2 separate regions of the Homo sapiens genome follow, and region 2 is linked to region 1. A link is an interaction called in ENCODE POLR2A ChIA-PET data of the cell type or tissue named here. Cell type or tissue: MCF 10A. All regions are shown on one strand. Each heading gives the region's core, and the rest is flanking DNA. Links, peaks and the distances in the headings are about the cores only.

Region 1 (9,585 bases), core at 520-8,519:
TGATGTGCACAGATTTTAATCACACCGGTCTTTCAGTTTGACTGAAACCCATAGAACGTCCCCAACACCCAGAAACGTTCTCTTCTGCCCTTTTCCAGCAATTCCTCCTCCCTGGAAGCAACGACTGCCCTGATTTCTCACCACGAGTTAGCTTTGCCTGTTCTGGAACTTCACATTTGTGGAGTCACACAGATAAACACTTGTGTCTGGCTTTTTGTGCTCAGCAGGATATTTTTGAGATTCATTCATGTTGTTGTGAACAGATCAATAATCTGTTTATTTTAACTGCTGAGTTGTATCTCACTGTATAAATAGACCATAAATGTTTACCCATTATCCTGTTAATGAATATTTTGAACCATTTCCAATTTTAGGTTATTGTGATTAAAGCTGCTATGAATATTTTTGTAAATAATTTTTTGTGGATATATGTTTTCATTTCTCTCAGATAAATATCAAGAAATAGAATTACTAGGTCATAGGCTAGATGCACATTTAACTCTTTAAGAAACTGTCAAGTCATTTTTTAAAGTGGATGAACCATTCACAATCCACCCATGATGTTCTGGCGGCTCCACATGCTCACCAGCATCTGGACTTGTCTTTCCCATCTTTTTTGCTCTACACACTCTGGAAACTCAACTCAGAACTCTGTATTTACTTATTTTTTTATATTTTTAGAGACAGAGTCTCCCTCTGTTGCCCAGGCAGGAGTGCAATCACACAATCATAGCTCACTGCATCCTCAAACTCCTGGGCTCCAGGGATCCTCCCACCTCAGCCTCCCCAGTAGCTGGGATTAGAGGTGTGTGCCACTACACTCAGCTAGTTATCTTATTTTTTGTAGATATGAGGTCTCGCTCTGTTGCCCAGACTGGCCTAGAACTCCTGGCTTCAAGTGATCCTTCCACTTTGGCTCTCCAAAGTGCTGGGATTACAGCCATCACCCACTGTGTCCAGCTAGAGCTCTGTATCTTTTTAACTGGAAATGTTTAATCTAGGGTGTAAAGAATGCTTCAGGGAACCTCAGGTCCCTCCTAGAATTGTAGTTTAAAGTGTATGCATATTTGTGAGTGTCCATTTTTCTGAGAGAAGGAAATGCAGTTTTCAAAAACTAATGAAGTACAGCTCTAAGAAATACATTTACATTTGAAAAAACAATTCTTAAGAATCAATGGAGCTTTTCTTACCTTCTAAGATGGAACTAAACCCAGAAAGCAATCCACAAACTGCTCCTCCAGGGACAAAGGAGTGGTGGGAAGGATGGTCAAGGTTTCCTAGCAAGAGCCTCTTTAGGGCCTATTGGAGGCTTGCTCCATTAAGATTAAATCTTGCAAAGACTGTAGGCTGACAATACCTTTTGTCTAAGAGTAAGAAAGAGCCCTCCCCAGCCACACTTGCGGGCATTCCTCCTACTGATCTGGCTGTACCACAAAGGTGAACTATGATAAAACCACCTTTTCCCCCTTACAACCTACAGCCCCCAAACAGTATCCCCAGACAGCTTCAATATCACACCAGCACAACTGATGACTTTGAAATCTGCAGATCTACCTTCATCTGCGTAGACTCCAAATATCTCCTCAAAATGGACCTGCTTAGACCTTGGAAGCCCTGTCTGGATAAAGATCCCTTTTCCCTGCTGCAAAAGTGCCTAGCTCTGCTCTGTCCAATACAGAGCCACATGTGGCCAAGCCGCACTTGAAATGTGACTGGTCCAAATTGAGATGTGCTGACCCCGTGAAATACATACCAGATGTTAAACTTAGAATGAAGAGAGAAACATTTTAAAAGATCTCATTAAAAATTTTTCTATTGATTGGATGTTGAAGTGATCATATTTGGGATAAGTGGGTTAGATAGACTATTATTAAAAGTAATTTTACCTGCTTCTTTTTAAACTGTAACTACTAGAAAATTTAAAATGGCATATGTGTCTTGCATTATATATCTATTCTATCCCCTGATGTAGCTTATTCTGCTCTGCACGGACATACGTCCCAAAACTCAGGCCAGCTCTATGTGGCCATCATCACAACCTGGTAGATTAGATGCCCTGGGTCCGTCTCCCACCCCACCATCTGCAAGAACTTCAGCAGAACTTCTTGTGGTCTTTATACCGGGTGTCAAACAGTTAACACTAGCCCCTGGTGGTCTGCCCAGGTTCACAGGTCAAGCAAGCTGCTGCCTGTCCCTAAGCCCAACCATGAGCCTCAAAAGAAGCCCATGGCCATGCACTGATATGATGAAGAAGTGGCCAGCCAGCAACTAGTGACACAGCATCTGGTACTGAAGCCAATCAATGAAGTGCAAAGAACCCAGGAAGGGGGACCAACCAGCCTCCTTTGCCTGAGACTGGGGAGTTTCTGGGAAGTGGAATTTATAGGTTTTTTGGGTTTTTTTTAGATGAAGTTTCACTCTTGTCGCCCAGGCTGGAGTTCAATGACACAATCTCAGCTCACCGCAACCTCCGCCTCCCAGGTTCAAGCGATTCTCCCGCCTCAGCCTCCTGAGTAGCTGTGATTACGGGCATGTGCCACCAAGCCCGGCTAATTTTGTATTTTTAGTAGAGATGGGGTTTCTCCATGTTGGTCAGGCCGGTCTCAAATTCCCCGACCTCAGGTGATCTGCCTGCCTTAAAGTGCTGGGATTACAGGCATGAGCCACTGCGCCCTTCCAATTTTTAGTTTTTAAAACAAGGCAGGCCTAGGCAAGCGAAAATAAGCTGTTCACCCTAGACCCAGGTATGCACGTGAGACCTGATTCTCAGGGGTCCTAGGGCAGACCAACCCTCCCACCCACCAACAGAGCCTTGAGATATTTGTGGGATGTGCAGGGCAAATATAAAAATTCCAACCGCTGCAGGCCTCACCTGGGCCACTGCCTTCCCTGAAACAGGTGAAAACTGAAATTCTCAAGCCACACCCACTAGAGCAGCAGGAGGAAGAATGGGGGAAACCCTTTAGCAGTGATTTGGAATCCCACTGTGTCCCTCCTCCATGAGCTGTCTGTGTGTGACTGAGCAGCTCGCTTCCCTCACTCTCTGGGGGTGGGGTCAGGGTGGGGAGTCTGTCTGACTCACTGCCCAAGCCACAGGCCTGTCTGCTTGTCCCCAGACAGGGGACCTACCTACCCACTGTCCTTCAGCTCTGTTGTCAGCCACAGGCTGTGCCCAAGAGGGCACATGGGGTTGGTGTGGGGAGGAGGGTAGGTTTCCTTGGCTGAGGCAGAGGAAGTTGCTTTCTGTCTCAAGTTCTGCTCACAGGTCAGACATTACCGGCCTTGTGATCATCAATCTCCCATTGTGTCCTTTCAACACGTACCAGTGTCTTCAACACTAAGTCCCTTGCAGAGGGAATGGGATAGGGACCGAACCTCACATGCTTTTCTGCTTCCCTGTGGATTTGTGAGGCTGATATCCAGGTGAAGAGATCAAGTAGAGTTTTGTTCATTCACTCAAATGTTCACTGTGCCTAGTAACAGGCAGACACTGAGAAAATTGCTAGAAATACAACAATGAACAAAGTTCCTGCACTCATGATGCTTACTGTCTACTGGGGGAAACCAACGATAAAAGAGTCAGTACAAAAAAAATTAATAAGTGTTAGGGGAGGAGAAGAGCTGGGTACTGTGAGAACACATATCCAAGGATCTATCGTATTCTGGGCAATCATGGAGTACTTCCATGAGGAAGCATGGTTTATGTTGAGACCCAAAATGAGGAAGAGTTAACATATACTTAACTGTGTGCCCTAGACCTTCAAGGATGGGGACTGCCTCTCTGAGCAGCTGCAGGGAGGCCTCTGGAGAGGTCTCTACACTGTGATGCTGGGTTAGCCTTACCTATGAGCTGATACACGCAGGCCTCAGAGCAGGGCCTAGGTTGTCCCCATTCAGGGCGGATTCTAGGACCTCTCTGGAAGGAAGAGACCCCAGGCGTGGGAGAGTAGGACCTAGTCTCAGGAAGGAACACAGGCCCTAGATTAAGACTGTGGGCTCTCGAATCCAACAATCTGCATTTGAATTTCAGGGCCATCTCTGAGTCTGTTTCCTCATCTGTTAAATGGGAGCAAAACAGCACGTATTTCATAAAGCTGTGGTGAGAATTTTAAAAGGCAATCCATGGAGAGAGCTGAGGGTGGTGTCTGGCACACAGCAAATACCAAATAAAAAGTGAGATTTCCTGCTTTCAATTATTAGTGTTACAGTGAAGAAAGATACAAAGTGCTGTGGGAACCGACTACCTCCTATCATTTATCTTATAGGAACAATCATTTAAAAGAAACTCCAAAACTGGCAAAATGCCACATTGTGTCTCAAGGAAGAAATATTGGATCTGAGCCTGGAAGGGTGGCTATGTGACTTGCAGAGAAAAAGTATGAAGAAAGGCACGAAGACCAGAATGGGTGGGGCGCCTGCAGGAGCAGTGCCGGAGTGCTGGAGGGGAGAGGAGATGGCAGAGCGCCAGGCTAAAGGGCTGGGCAAGGCGGGGCAGGAGGAGCCGGAAGGCCCTGCTAACAACCTTTGCCTTCATCCTAAAGGCAGCGGCCAGGCTACTGAAGATTTGAGAGTTGGTTGGTGATCTGTTGGGGTTTGCATAGGCAGAATGGAGATTTCCTGGAAAAAAACAGGAAGCCAGGGACCAAGGAGGGGGCTGATGTGAGTATCTAAGGCCACCTCAGACATTTATCAGAACACCCAGGGCTGTTTCTTGGTTCTGTGCCTTGACAACACACTATGTCCTCTGCTTGGAATTTCAACAAACTTACCTTCCAAAAATTAATCAAGTAATTCATTTATTCAACTAGTATTAATTAAGCACTTATCCTGTGTGAAGCTCAGAATCTCTACTCTCAGGAAATTGATGGTCTGGTGCAGGGGCCAGCAAACTTTTTCTATAAAGAACCATAGAGTAAATATTTTAGGCTTTGTGGAACATAGGGTCTCTGTTACAACTCTACCATTGCAGAGCAAAATCACCCATAGACTATGGAAATGAATGAGCCTGGCTGCATTTCAATAAAACTTTATTTACAAAAACAGGCAGTGGGCCAGATTTGGCCCAAGGGCTGGTCAATTCCTGTTAAAATATAATATAAGCCATAAACATGAACCATTATCTATTTAAATTACATATGCAATTAAAAATGTTCTAGTAGCCACATTTTTAAAAGTAAAATAAATGAGTGAAATTAACTTTAATAATGTATTCTATTTGATGCAATATATCCAAAATATTATTTTAACATGTAATCAATATAAAAAATTATTAATGAGCTATTTCCTATTCTTTTTTATACTAAGCCTTTGAAATTTGATGCATATTTTACATTGACAGCACATGTCAATTAGGATTAGCCACATTTCAAGTGCTTGATAACTACATGCGACTGGTGGCCACCATATTGGATGGCACAGGTCTAGCAGGATAGTGGAGGGTGGCTAGGGGAGAGGACGAATGGCTGACTGATATTGGCTTAGGGCATAAATTAACTATGATACCAATCCAGCTTGCCCACTTGCTTGCTGGGTAATTTTTGGCATGGTTCTTACTAATCTGGGTATCTTTAGGCCCAAAGTAACAAATGAGGAGTTAGCTTTAGCCCCTAGGTTCCTTCCAGCTCAACAATGTAGAGATTCCAGACTCAGGGTTTAGTGGATGGAGTCAACAACTTGGATTTTCTTTGCTAAAAAGCACCTTGGATAGTACAATCATCTTGTACTGTCTTGTACTTGTATTCGCATAAGGCTTTCTGTGGCAACCCCACCATCCACATCTCCAGGGGCCTGTGAGGGTGGCTGTCTGCTCCTGAGGGGTCAGGGGATGTATACGTAAGGTAGAGAAGGGATAGGAGAATCGCCCTCTCCAGCTCTCTGAGAAAAACGTGCCCCCCTCAAACACACACAGGCACATACATGCATGCATGCACACACTCAAACACACACACAAGAACACACAGACACACATGCACACATGCATACACAGGGGCACACACACACACATGCACACACAGGTGCACACACAGGCACACACATGCACAGAGGTAACAGCTGTGATCTCCGGGCCTTAAGGTGCAGGACATGGGAACAGAAATACACTCCTCATGAGTCAGAGGGTGAGTCAGAATGTTCTGGAGAGCTTCAGAAGGGAGCAGCAGGAGGGGCTCATGGTGAGGAAGGGAGCCAGGTCCCTAGGGGAGAGGGAGGGAGAATGGTCAGGTTTCCCAGTCATAAAGCCAGGGAAACACGTCCTGTAAGGAATAGGGTCTGCTGCCTTGCCAATTTGGGTCCCGAAGGATAGCCTGTGCAGGGGAATGCAAAGTGAGGGGCATTAGGAGAAGGAGATGGCCTTTTGGGCTGCCAAGTAGGGAAGGATTCAGACAGGGGTGTATAAAGCCAGCTCTGTGAGACAGATCACCTGACCTCCGTGAAGGCTCAGTCTCAGACTGTCGCACTGCAGCAGCAGTGTTTCTTGAAGCCTGGGCTGCTGAGTGAGTGCATGGTTGTTGCTAACCCATGCTGAACTGGGGAAACTGAGGAAGAGGCCACACTGGTGTCCTATTTGGCCCAGGTTGGGACAGGTGAGATCAGTTCTGCATGGCAGGGATCTGTGGGATATACTGACTGTAGCCTAATTTAGGCACATGACCAGGGCTGGGGAACAGCTAAGCCACCTTGTGGGGCTGTCAGAGCTCAAGAGGGCTCGACAAACCATCAGATCCAGGCAGCAGTCTGGCAGAACTGGGTGGGAGGACAGGATGAGGACACCTTCAGGAGGAGCCAGGGATAATCTGCATCAGGAGCCAGACCAACCAAAAAGGGAGGGGACTGAGGGTCTTGACAGATGCAGCCAGGCTTGTGAAGTGGCCCCTACAGTGTGGTGCTGGGTTTGATCACCTCCTGGCTGACCCACTCAAGCCTAAGGGCAGAAACTAGGCTGTCCCTAGTCAAGACTGATTCCAGGATGTGGGATAAAGGGGTCCCTGCAGAAAGAACCCAGGGGACCCAGGCATGGGTAGAGGAAACTGAGTGGGCAGAAATGGCCCCTCCAACCCATTCCCCATCTGCCAGCTCTGTGTGCACAGTGTTCACATCACCCTGTCTTAGTTTGGGTTCCCTGGAGAGCAGAGCCTGCGATAAGGCCTTTGGTACAGGTAGTTGATTTGGGAGATGACCCCAGGAAGTACTCCAATGAGTACTGAAATACTCCAATGAACATTTCCTTCGAGCATCATGTTTCTGCTTTAAAAGTTTCAGATTTTGGAGCATTTTGGATTTTGGATTTTCAGATTTGGGATGCTCAGACTGTATATGGGAATATTACTGAGATCCTTACTGTAGGCAAAGGGGGCTTGGGTGTACCAGGATCTCTAGGAAGTGTACAGAAGGCCTCCCAGAATTTTCCACCTGAAAAACAGGAAGCTGGGACCTTTATCCACTAGTCTCCATGGCTTTATGGTTGAAGGCTGCCCCCAAGAGGGCTCACTTCCTGCCATCCCCTCCCCTGTAACTCTGGAGAAAGCTGTGGGGCAGGATGAGGAAAGATGTGGAGTGCACTGGAGGTGGGAGTCAGGCTGTGCTGCCCTCTCACAGCTGTGCACCCCTCCCATGGCTTGAAATAAACTTCAGACTCCTTCCCATGGCTTACAAGTCAATTTAAGCCCTGGCCCCTGCCTGCTTTTCCAACCCCATCTCCCTCCTCCCTCCCCCTTGCTCATAATGTCATAGCTACAGGTACTGATGAACAGCCATACTGGTCCCCTTTCCATTCCCAGAAACTACCATGCTCCAGAGACTTTGCATGAAACTCTGCAACACATGGTTACAATGGTCAACTCCTTCTCAACCTCAGGTCTCAGAAAACTATCCCCCCCCTTAGTGAGATCTCCCCGATAAATGAATCTACCTGAGGTCAAATCCCCCTGTATTCTCTCCCATATCCCAGGAACGTGCTAGTAAATGTTAACAAATCGTTCTCAAAGAAAAACAAAAGCCCTCATTTGTTGTGTCTCCTAATTTTCATAATGTAAATATTCCCATCATGGTCAATATCAAGCTAGCAACATGTGGTCACTGAATATGGTTTTAGGCAAAGAAGTACAACAATGCACAAACTATTATATATTATTTTCATCGTATAGATACAATAGAAGTAAAATAATTGAGTCATGCATTTCATTTTTCATTTTGATTTTTATATAATTTATATGATTTATTATATTATATATTATTTATTTATTATATTATATATTATTTATTAAAATACATATTATTTATATAATTTAATGTTTATAATGGCTGTGTTTAACTACTAGCTCACAAAAACCCCTGAAAATTTAACAATTGGCTCTCATGAGCTAATATGAATCAGCGCCAATTCATATCACCAACTTATATCACCTGTGTGCACTTCTTAAAATGTAATTATTTTTCATCCTTGCTTTACTCTTTTTATGAGAGCCTTCTAGAATGTGGGTTCCTTGAGGGTAGAAGCTATGACTCTTTTTTTCTCAGCTGTGTTCTTAGAAACCAGCACAATACCTAACCTACAATAGGAATCCAATAACTATTTGTTGAATGAAGGCATAAATGCATGAATGCATGGGCAAATGAGGTCAATAGGGTTGGGCATGCCTCCTGTGGACTGAAGAGGGAACACTCATCTTGAGTGACCCATGTTGAATGCCACAAGTCTTGTTGGGGTGCTTATGACAGGGGTGGGAGCAGAACAGGCCCAGAGGTTCCAGGCTGGAGAAGCCAGAAAGTGGTAAGGGATATGAATCTGGAATCATTGCTGAAGGCTCTTGGGCTCCCAGGGGTAGCCCCTGTTAGGGCTTTATCCCCTCCCTACAGCACAGTTGGCCCCCTGGCAGGTGGGGCTCTCAGACACATCCAAAGCCAGCAGAGTTCTCTATCCCAGCCCTCCACATGAGGCTTTGCATGGAGGGCTGAGCAGGCCACCTAGGTTCAAAGGTTTGCCCAATCTGCTCTGGTATATCTGGGATCCCAACAATTCCTGACACCCAGGCCAGCTGCACTCCCTACGTAGGGGTGGCCAAGGACCTGGAGAAAAGCAAGCTCAGCAAGCCTGTACTCATCAGCTCTCCAACGTGTGTCCGACCTTCTGCCAGCCCCTCCAGCCTGGAAGCCTGCTGTCCTAACAGGAGACACCTGACTTCACCTGTCTGCAGCACCCAGCACAAAGCCTGAGCAAGGCAGATGCAGGGAATGCTTGCAGCATGAACGAGCCAATGAGTAAGGCAGCTTCCCAGCAGAGCACATGTGAATCAGCAGTATTTCCCACTCAGGCCAGTCTCAGGCCTGGCACTGGGAAAGAGCACAGAGGTACCAGGCCAGCTGTACCCTTGACTGCAATCCAGGGTAGTGGCCAAGAACCCAGCCCTAGAGTCAGCCAGACTGGGGCCACATCCCAGCTTTGCTACCTGGGCCTTCATTTCATCATCTGTAAAATGGGGACAAATCATCATAGCACCTACCTCAACAGGTGACTGGAAGAATCAAATGAAATTGTGTAAGTAAGAGGCTTGCAAATTTCCTGGAACAGCAAAAGAGCACAATAGATTT
Region 2 (9,585 bases), core at 1,008-9,007, 57 kb before region 1:
TGGAATATTATGCAGCCATTAGAAAAAGAATGAGTTCATGTCTTTTGCAGGGACACGGATGAAGCTGGAAACCATCATCCTCAGCAAACTAACAGAGGAACAGAAAACCAAACACTGCACGTTCTCACTCGTAAGTGGGAGTTGAACAATGAGAACACATGGGCACAGGGAGAGGAACATCACACACCAGGGCTTGTCAGGGGGTTGGGGACAAGGGGAGGGACAGCATTAAGACAAATACCTAATGCATACTGGGCTTAAAACCTAGATGACACGTTGATGGGTGCAGCAAACCACCATGGCACATTTATACCTATGTAACAAACCAGCACATTCTGCACATGTATCCCACAACTTAAAGTAAAATAAAAATAAAAAAGAGTTCTAGGTGCTGAGCCAGACATCCATACACAGTGGAGCTCACATGTGAGGGGAGCTGTCACTTCTCTTTAGGGATGAGAGAGGTGGTCAGGAAGGGTTTCACAAAAGAGATGATGCTCAAGCATCATAAAGCTTTCTCTGATTCTCCCAACAGGAAGTAATCCCTTTCCCTTCTACAAGTAAGCCACTTTGTTCAGGTCCTTGGAGCCTGGGCCCCATTGGGCCAGTTTCAGCCCCCTCCTCCTTCCTCACCCAGCACAGCCCGCTCACTCTGTGATTCCCTGCAGACACCAGGCAAGCTTTACACTTACTCAGCATGGATCAATGGAGAAATACAATCACTTGGATTTCTGAGAATGTATATATTTGTTTAGAAACCCCTGTCTTTCTCGGGTACAGACAAAACACTGCCGGCTTACCACCTCCCAGAGACGCACTGTGGGAATGATTTAAAGGCTTTGACTGTCAGTAGCAATATCAATCAGACGCGCTTCCCAGCGGCCTCTGCCCAGGAACAGAAGAGACATCAGGCAAAGGGGCGGAAAGAGGGACATAGCACTGGAACCAAAGTCAGGTGGAGAGAGAGAGATAAAGGGGAGGGGGAGAGAGAAAGTGAGAGGCACTAAGAAAACACAGGGCAGGGGTGGGAGTGTGCAAAAAAAGACAAAGGCTGGGAAAAAGCTATTCGGAGTTAGGGAGACTGAAAGAGTCAGGAAGGGGAAGAAAATAAAAGAGACAGAGACAAACATGGCCAGACTCGAAGTAAGTCAATCAGACACCAAGATACGGATGGGGACAAAAATGATCAACTAAGGAGGGAAAGAGGGAGAGCAAGAGAGCAGGGACAGACAGAAAGAGAGGAGTGAAAGGAGACAGGGAAGCATGTTTCTAGCACGCTGGACCACACCAGTTCCTCCCTGCCTGCACTCTGCTCAGCTGTTCCCTCTGCCTGGAAGGCTCTTCCCCCAGATTCTTGCATAGCTGGCTTTTCCTCCCCTTTCCAGCCTTTGCTGAACTGACACTACCTCAAAAAGTTCCCCAGTAGCCACCCCAATGGAAGGAAGGTCTGCCCTGCTCATCCCTACCCATTGTTCTGCATCAGAAAAGAACACCCCACTGATTTCTTTTATAGAACTCATGTAAATATGTTATTTTCTTGGCTTTTTATTATTCACTTGGGGCCACCATGGTCCTGGCATATCCCCATGATCTAGAACAGTGTCTGTGTCTGACATAGAGCAGGTGGTGCTTCATAACTGAAGAACAGATGAGTGAATGAACAAATGAACAATAGTAAAGGTAAAATCATTACTGAGCCAAAGCACTTCTCTTTGCCTACTCAGGTTACTCAGGTTGTAATAGTGCGATTTGGTGGCAGGGTTGGGTGTTGACTGGCAGTGCACGCCTGTTCTCAGCAGCTGGGCAAAGGCGGGGCTATCTGTGATGGAAGCATAGGACAGGAGCCTGCATCTGTGGATGGAGCTAAAGAAGATTCTGGGGAGACTGTGGGGTGGCTGGAGAGCTGGGAATTTTCTACCTGCAGAGGCCCCTCTGCAGTTCCTTTCAGACATGAATGGTTCCATCCATGATATTGCCTTGTCTAAAGTTGAAAATGACCCTGTAGGCCAAAGTGCATGATTCCCACATATATTTCTTGGGCAGCCAAATTTCCTAACTTAACTAACGAGGTTCCCACCAGCCTCATTAGGCCTAAGATGGCTTCCCCATCATGAAAGCTCTTTGTTTCTATGAAAAGAGCTCTTAGGAGCCATTGAGCGAGATCAGCTCCTGCTGATCAATGCTGAAGAGCACTCATGGGGAACCTTCCAGTCAAGATCAGAGTGCTTTGGCCTCCCAAAAATCCCTAGTAAAGGCCATTTGGCTTTCTGAAGCCAGACAAAAGGCAATTATATGCATTTCTATCTTTGGAAAATGTATTTGAGGAATCAGTGGTGAGGCCTGAATGCAGGAGATGCAGAGAGTCTGGACTGCCTGGTGAAAAGGATGCTGGCCATGAAATCCCAAAGTCAGGGGACCTCTTCAGGTCACTTACAGGGTGACTCAGTCCAAATAGCACTGGAGGCGATCCACAGCCTGCCACCCATCTCAACCCTTTCATTTCGCCTCTGACCTTTCTCTTCTTGCCCATATTTGTTCTTGCATAAATTTAACATAGTTACATTCATAAATTCCAGTTAATATTCTGCTTTCTAGGTAATGTATAATAAACATCTTGTATGTTTCCATGAGATCTTTGTCATCAACACTGCTGATGATTACATTGGTGCACCATGATTTCATTTACCACACCCTTGTAAATGGGCCTTTGAGAATTATCTAGGGTTTTGCTGTTCTAGATATTGATGTAACACACATCTTTTGCTTATAGCTAGTCCTTTCCTCAAGATCATTTTCACACCTTGAATATCAGGGTGTGACAATATGTTCTCATATTGTCCCAAAAGCTTGTAAGAATTTGGATGGTCACAAGCAGTGCATGCATGATTTTCATTCCAACCTCACCAGCATTGGTCATTAATAACATTTTTTTCTTAAATGATTAACGTAAATCATTTTAATCTCCTTGGTTAGAACTAAGAATTAACATTTTTGAAAATGTTTGTTTAATTTTTACATAATTTCATATGTGAATTTTTGTTTAGAGATTTGCTCAGCCCATCCCATTCCTATCTGCATCTGTAAATTTAGGGTGTAAGTCACCATCCATGGCCACCTCTGAAGAATAAAGAATGATATATTCAGGGGGTAAAGTTATAAACTGTGGGCAGTACTCAAAGCTTCAAATCAAGTCCTTGCAATGGAGTAGGGGCAGCCTCATTAACAAGGACAGCCACACTTTCCCCAGTCAAGTCTTGATATACCACAGGACTAAGCCAGTGGGTCATAATATTTATGCACTCTGTGCCTCAGGCACTGTGCTAAGCACTTTACATATATATTTCACTTAATCTTTACAAGGTCACTGAGATGTAGACATTAGAATTTCCATTTTACAGATGGAGCTGAAATAAGTAAAGTAATTGCCCCAACATCACCCAGCCTAGTGAAGATTCAAACCCAGATCTGTGGATCCATAAAGCTATGATGTAACCACTGCATTAGCTTCTGAATAAATAAAAAAAAAAATCAAAGGGGTTAAAAAATTGAAAAACATGATACTGTCTCTACCCTACATGTGATCACCAGTCTCCTGAATAGATAAGTAGGGAGAGCCACAAAGCCATGTGACCTATGTCATTACAGGTCTTTGAGGTCAGGAAGCCATGAGGACAGAGGTGAGAATCCCTCACTGAGGAGCTGAGGAAGGCTTCATGGAGAAGGCCATGTCCCATGGAGTACTGAAGCATGAATGAGAATTTGCCTCATGGACAAGAGTTGGGCTGAAGAGAGAAAGGAGGGCTGAGAGCCGGGTCTCGCCAAGAATGTGTGCCCGCAGGTTGGCAGGACTTACGAGTAACTACAGAAGGTAAGTTTTGGACTCGAATAGACCTGGTTTTGAATCCTGCTTCTTCTTGCTAGCTATGTGATTAGATAATCATTTCAGTCTCTGAGCCTCAGTTTGCCCATCTGCAAAACAGGCACGATTGTTTCACCAGTTGTTGTGGAGACTGAAGAGCATATGGCAGTGATGTGCTCAGGCTGGTACCTGGCAGAGAATCACTGTGCTGCCATCCCTAAGGACCTCCCACTTTTCTTGTGCCTCATCTTCTGCTTCTATAAGCAAACCTGAGAGCGTGTCCCATGAGAAGTGGCCTCCAAGGACACACAGCTGGGAGCACATATTTTCTGCCCAAAGGAAGCAACCAGAGTGCAGTGAAAATCACCTGGTCTTGGATTTAGCTACACTTGGTTTTGCACCCCATTTATACCACTTACTAGCTTGGACCTCAGAATGTGGACAAGTTACTTACCTCCATTGAGGCTCAGTTTTATCATCTGTGAAATGGGGACAGTCAGCCCTGTCTCACAGGTAATAGGACACATGGGCCCAGTATCCTGGACATAATATACATCAGTGTGCAATAGAAGGTCCCCAAAACCCCACCTCCTTATAATCAACACATGTGGGCACTGACTGCAATGGCCTACAAGAGATGTCCATGATTATGTTCATCTACAGCCCCCATCTAGGGACATCCCCAAAGGCCCCTGGGGCCCTTCAACCTTCAGGGTGCCCAGCCTGGCAGGGCCTATGAGCAGTAGCTGTGCCTCTGCCCCGGAGACCAACTTCTCCACATCCCCCCCCAGCTATTGCGGGAAGAGGCATGACTCATTCGAGGGAAGAGGGTTGGCACCTTCTCCCCCAGCCGCATGGGGCCAGCCAGCAGGCCTGTGGTTAAAGGACCTGCCTGGATTGCAAAACAAGCCAGTTTGCTGCATTCTGGGGTCACGTGATGCAGCCGGGCGCTGTGGATGGCCTTTTCTTCCCTCGCCCACTGACTCACTGCATGCTTGCTTGCAATCACATGGGCTCCCTGGGCCTCAGCTCCCCCAAGTGTTCTCGTTGCTGAGCTCATTTGGAGAAGAACTAAATTGGAAGGACTACTTCCTTTTTTCCCTTTTTTATTGCACCATGACTATATAAATATATTCTCATTATGAAAAAAGTGTAAAGACTATCAAATATAGAAATATAGAAATGGGAAACCACCCCTCAGGCCCTACCACATGGCCTCTGCAGTTGTAAATATGGTTAATATTTTCCTGAGTGTCTTCAAGGGCTCTGTCTTATTTTTTAATTAATGTTAGTTTACACAAGAAACTAACATTCCTCCTTTTAGAAATATTAGAATATTACTAAGAAGGCAGGAGTCCTCCTTGACGCTGTCATCTCCAATCCCATCCAGAGACAACCACTATTATCAGTTAAGTGTTTCTCCTTCAATCTCTATTCTTTGTGTGGTGTGTATAGATTACATATATGTACAGATTACATATAGAGAAACAGGAGTGCTGAGAGCCGGGTCTCGCTGAGAGTGTGTGCCCGCAGGTTGACAGGACTTACGAGTAACTACAGAAGGTAAGTTTTGGACTCAAATAGACCTGGTTTTGAATCCTGCTTCTTTTTGCTAGCTATGTGATTAAATAATCATTTCAGTCTCTGAGCCTCAGTCTCATACTCTCATAAGAAAGGCTAGGTGTGGGGGACATTTCTATACTTATTTTCCCAACTGTATGTATGTATGTTTGCATAACTTGTATGTATGTTTCCGTAACTTGTTTTTTCACACATCAGAATGTCTCAGAGATTTTCCACATTGTTACACAGAGGAGCCACAATTTCTTTTAATGGCTGCTTAGTATCTAATACTATAAATGTGCCATACCTTTTAATTGTTGTCAGGTAGTGACTTTAAAGTTGTCTCCATTTTTTTCTCTATTCACAAGCAATACTACGATGAATATTTTCCTATAATCCTTCTTTGCCCACATGCAGGTATTTTTTGAAGGTTGACACCAAGGAGTAGAATCTCTAAATCATAGCTGCACATGTTTGGGTTCAATAGATACCATTGCATGGCCCTCCCAAGAAAACAGTTCCTATTCTCTTCCTAAGTATCTACAAATATGCATCCGTGTGCACATGGGAATTCACTTTCCAAGAGTTCATGGTAAAATGGTCAAGAGGAAGACTGAGAAATACAAAGAATTTCTTCTCCCCAGGACTGAAAGTCCTGTTGAGGGACAGCATAGAGAGTAAGGAAGTGCCACAGAGCATTTAAACTAGATGGAAAGTATCCACCATTGACTACAAACTCACTATAGAGATGGAGAAATTGAGGCCTCTCAAAAGGAATTGACTTGCCGAGATTCAGCTCCCAGTCCCTTCTTGCCAGGCTTACTCTCAGCAGTTACAATGAAGCATACCCCCTTGTGTAGGAGCCAGAAGGATAGTTTCCAAATTCAAACATGATTATGTCCCCTCCTGTGCTTAAAATATTTCAGTAGCTAATTGTGCTCCAACTTCAAGACACCACCCAGACTTTTTTCACTGTTCTCCGGACAGACCCAGGATCTCTTCGGCCCAGGGCCTTTGCATATGCTTTTGGTGCTCTCTGGACTATTTCTTGCTCCTGCCTCTCCACACTCTCACATCTTGCTAACTCCTACTCATTCTTTTAAGAGGGAGTGTTCTTGCTATGTTTCCCAGGCTGGTCTCAAACTTCTGGCCTTAAGCGATCTTCCTGCCTCAGCCTCCCAAGTAGCTGGGATTAGAGGTGCAAGCCACTGTCCCCAGCCCCTACTCATTTTTGAGATCCCAGATGAAACATTCCCTCTGCAGGGAAGCCACCTTATCCTCCTTGAACAAACCAGAGCCCTCTCATTATGTCTCTTATCATCTCACACTTCTCCTTCAGAGCACTGTTCACAGGTTCCATTTACATTTATGTGTGGAATACAGCAAATTCTCACTTAACATCATCAATAGGCCCTCAGAAACTGTGACATTAAGCAAAATGACCTACTGCATGCCATAGGAACTTACTTCTTGTTTATATCAATTAGCTTATGGGAAAATGATTTTGTTATATAGCACATTCTTTGACTTAAAGTCACAGTTTCTGAGAACTTATCAACAATGTTAAATGAAGACTTATCATACTTAAAAAATATGTGACTCACCTTCTGAGTCTACAGGCTATATTTCTTTCTACTGGGTCCCCAGCCTTTAGCCCAGAGTAGATCTCAGTATTATCTTAATGGATGAATAAATGAAGGAGTAGCTTTACTCCTCTTCCCTTACCCTGTGACCTTGTGGTCTCACTCCTCACATCTCTCCCTGAGGCTTTCCCTTTGTCATCAGAGCTGAGGAGACAGCCTTGAAAAGTTCATACCTTCAGGAGACAAGGCGGCTGTCTGAAAGTCACTGGGGCTTCAGAATCAGCCATGCCTGATTTCAAAGCCCATTCAGCCACTTGGATTCTGACATGTCACTTTTGTCCACTGAGACTGTTTCCTCATCTGTAAAATGGAGCAGCAGCCCCTGTCTTGCAGGATTGTGTAAGGCATGAGCACAGGCCCTAGCCCAGTCAGCTACCTATTGTGGGTGTTCAATGCTGGAGGAAGCCCCAGAGACACCCCCTTCTCATCATCACCATACTGTGATCTGAAGCAGGTTTCCATGCTTATGATAATACAATGTTAACACTCCCCATGTATTCAGATCTTTGCCTTGAATCTAGGAGGTGAGTTCAGCTCTAGCATCTGATGGAACCAACCAGTAGCCACCAGATGCAGATGCTAAGGGCCAACATGGGATGAGAAATGGTATTTCCAGATCCCTGGAAGAAAAGTTGGTCATAAGAGGAGATGGAGGGGTATTTCCTGAGCTCCAGCTTCAGGAATCAGTAAGGGAGGCTGGGGGAACATTCTGCAGCCTTTGCAAGGGGCACATATGTAGTTTCAGAGCTGGGACCATGATCAAGAAGTCAGGAACACCCCAGAACTTCATACACTGCTCCTTTTGTTTCTTTCTTACCCATGGATGTGGACCTATGCCTTAAATCAGCATTGTTTCTGGACTTCATCATTTGTCAAGTATTCACTAATGCCAGGTCCCCGACAGGTACTAGAGATTCCCTGGTGGGCAAGGCAGACATGGCCCCTGCCCTCCCAAAGCTGCCAGGCCAGTGTCTTGGCCTTAGCAGCAGCAAGGAAAGGGAGCTAGAGGGCTGGTGGCCTGCTTTGCCAGGTCTGGGTAATAGGAGGCCTTCTCGACAAAGAGGTGCTAAGGGATATTCCAGGGGAGCAAGAAGTAGCCTGCAGTCTGATCTTGACAAACAAGCAGCCAACCTGCTATGGGTCAGGAGGTGTCTGCTCTCTAGCCCTCGGCAGGGTCGTCTGGACAGCTCTCAGCCTTTCACCCTTCTCCAGTTAAGGGAGCAAAAGCAGTTAGTCTCCTGAAGTCAAAAATTGTAATTAATGAATTACCATACAACAGAACTGTTCTTATTTTATTTTATTTTGACAGGGTCTCACTCTGTCACCCAGCAGGAATGTAGTGGCATGATCACTGCTCACTGCAGCCTTGGCCTCCCAAGCTCAGGCGATCTTCCCACCTCAGCCTCCCATGTAGCTGGGACCACAAGAACCCACTACCACATCCATCTAATTTTTTGTATTTTTTTGTAGAGGTGGGTTTTCTCCATATTGCCCAGGCTTGTCTCAAACTCCTGGCCTCAAGCAATCCTCTCACCTCAGCCTCCCGAAGTGCTAGAATTGCAGGTGTGAGCCACCATTCCCCGTCTTGTTCTGTTTCTATATTGTGTCCCTAGGATCTAGCACAGTGACTACCGTAAGAAATACTTGGAGGAAAGAAAAAAAGAAAGGAGGAAGGGAAAAGAGAAGGAGGGAGAAAGGGAGGGAGGGAGAGAAGGAGGGAGGGAGGAGAAAGGAAGGGAGGAAAGAAGAAAGGAAGAGAAAGGGAAGGAAGGGAGGAAGAGAGGAGAAGCAGGGAGGAAAGAAGGAGGAAGGAAGGGAAAGAGGAAGGGAGGGAGGGAGGAGGAAAGGAAGAGAGCGAGGGATTCTGTGAATGTCCTACATTCATTCACTCACTGATTTATTTACCCAACTTTCACTGGCCACTTCTCATGTACTAGACTATAGAGATATCAACAAAGCAGGGGTAGTCCCTGCCATCATGAGTCTGCGTTCTGGCGCCTGCAGGGAGAGCACACTGAAAGCAGCATCTTTTTGTGCCTCCTGTAGAACAGCAGCCCCAAAAAATGCTGAGCCAAATGCTCCACTGTCAAACAAGCTTGAATCTGCGCGCCCCTGCTTCCCTTCTTGGATTGACACATCAGAATATCAAAGATTCTGAGAAGTTTTGCAATAAAAAATGCATAATTAACCAGGTCTGTTCCAAACTTTTTCAGCCTGAAACCTGCTTTTTCTCAGATTGACATCCCAGGATCTTAAAGGAATCAGGCGAGATCGCCTCCCTCTTGGCCCAGGGTGTGAGCCTCCCTGTCCTGTTAGGCCAAGTTTCTCCTCACCCAGAGCTTATTCCCGACAGCACGCCCTGTGGAGGGGCCCTGCCGCCACAATTTCCGAAGCCTGGGTTTCTTGGCACCTAAGGGACTGCTGCCCTGACAGTGCTCCAGCAAACCATGCCTGTGCCATCTTGCCCCCACATGTGCTGGAGTCATGGAGATACCTCCTGTTGTTCTATCCCTGAGACTT

What was found. ChIA-PET counts read pairs that join two places held together with the same protein. Peaks named below come from ENCODE experiments on the same cell type or tissue, not always from the same donor. Only the 100,000 strongest peaks of a DNase experiment are listed, where the experiment ranks them.
Region 2: POLR2A ChIA-PET joins it to region 1 with 21 read pairs; 2 of 35 experiments call an interaction of 5 or more read pairs at or near these places.

What each region holds. Positions count from the first base shown.
Region 1 is chr20:40,559,121-40,568,705 of GRCh38, forward strand. LOC102724968 (a long non-coding RNA gene) reads right to left here. Exons shown (of 8, transcript XR_001754596.2): 8 at 9,450-9,585. Among named protein-coding and RNA genes, the nearest start is that of MAFB, 130 kb to the right of the region's middle. In MCF 10A, for the core only: no CTCF peak of the experiment used is centred there; DNase peaks (open chromatin) are centred at 4,351 and 6,121.
Region 2 is chr20:40,502,000-40,511,584 of GRCh38, forward strand. No RefSeq gene overlaps it. Among named protein-coding and RNA genes, the nearest start is that of MAFB, 180 kb to the right of the region's middle. RefSeq lists enhancers at 4,164-4,675, 4,676-5,187. In MCF 10A, for the core only: no CTCF peak of the experiment used is centred there; a DNase peak (open chromatin) is centred at 4,752.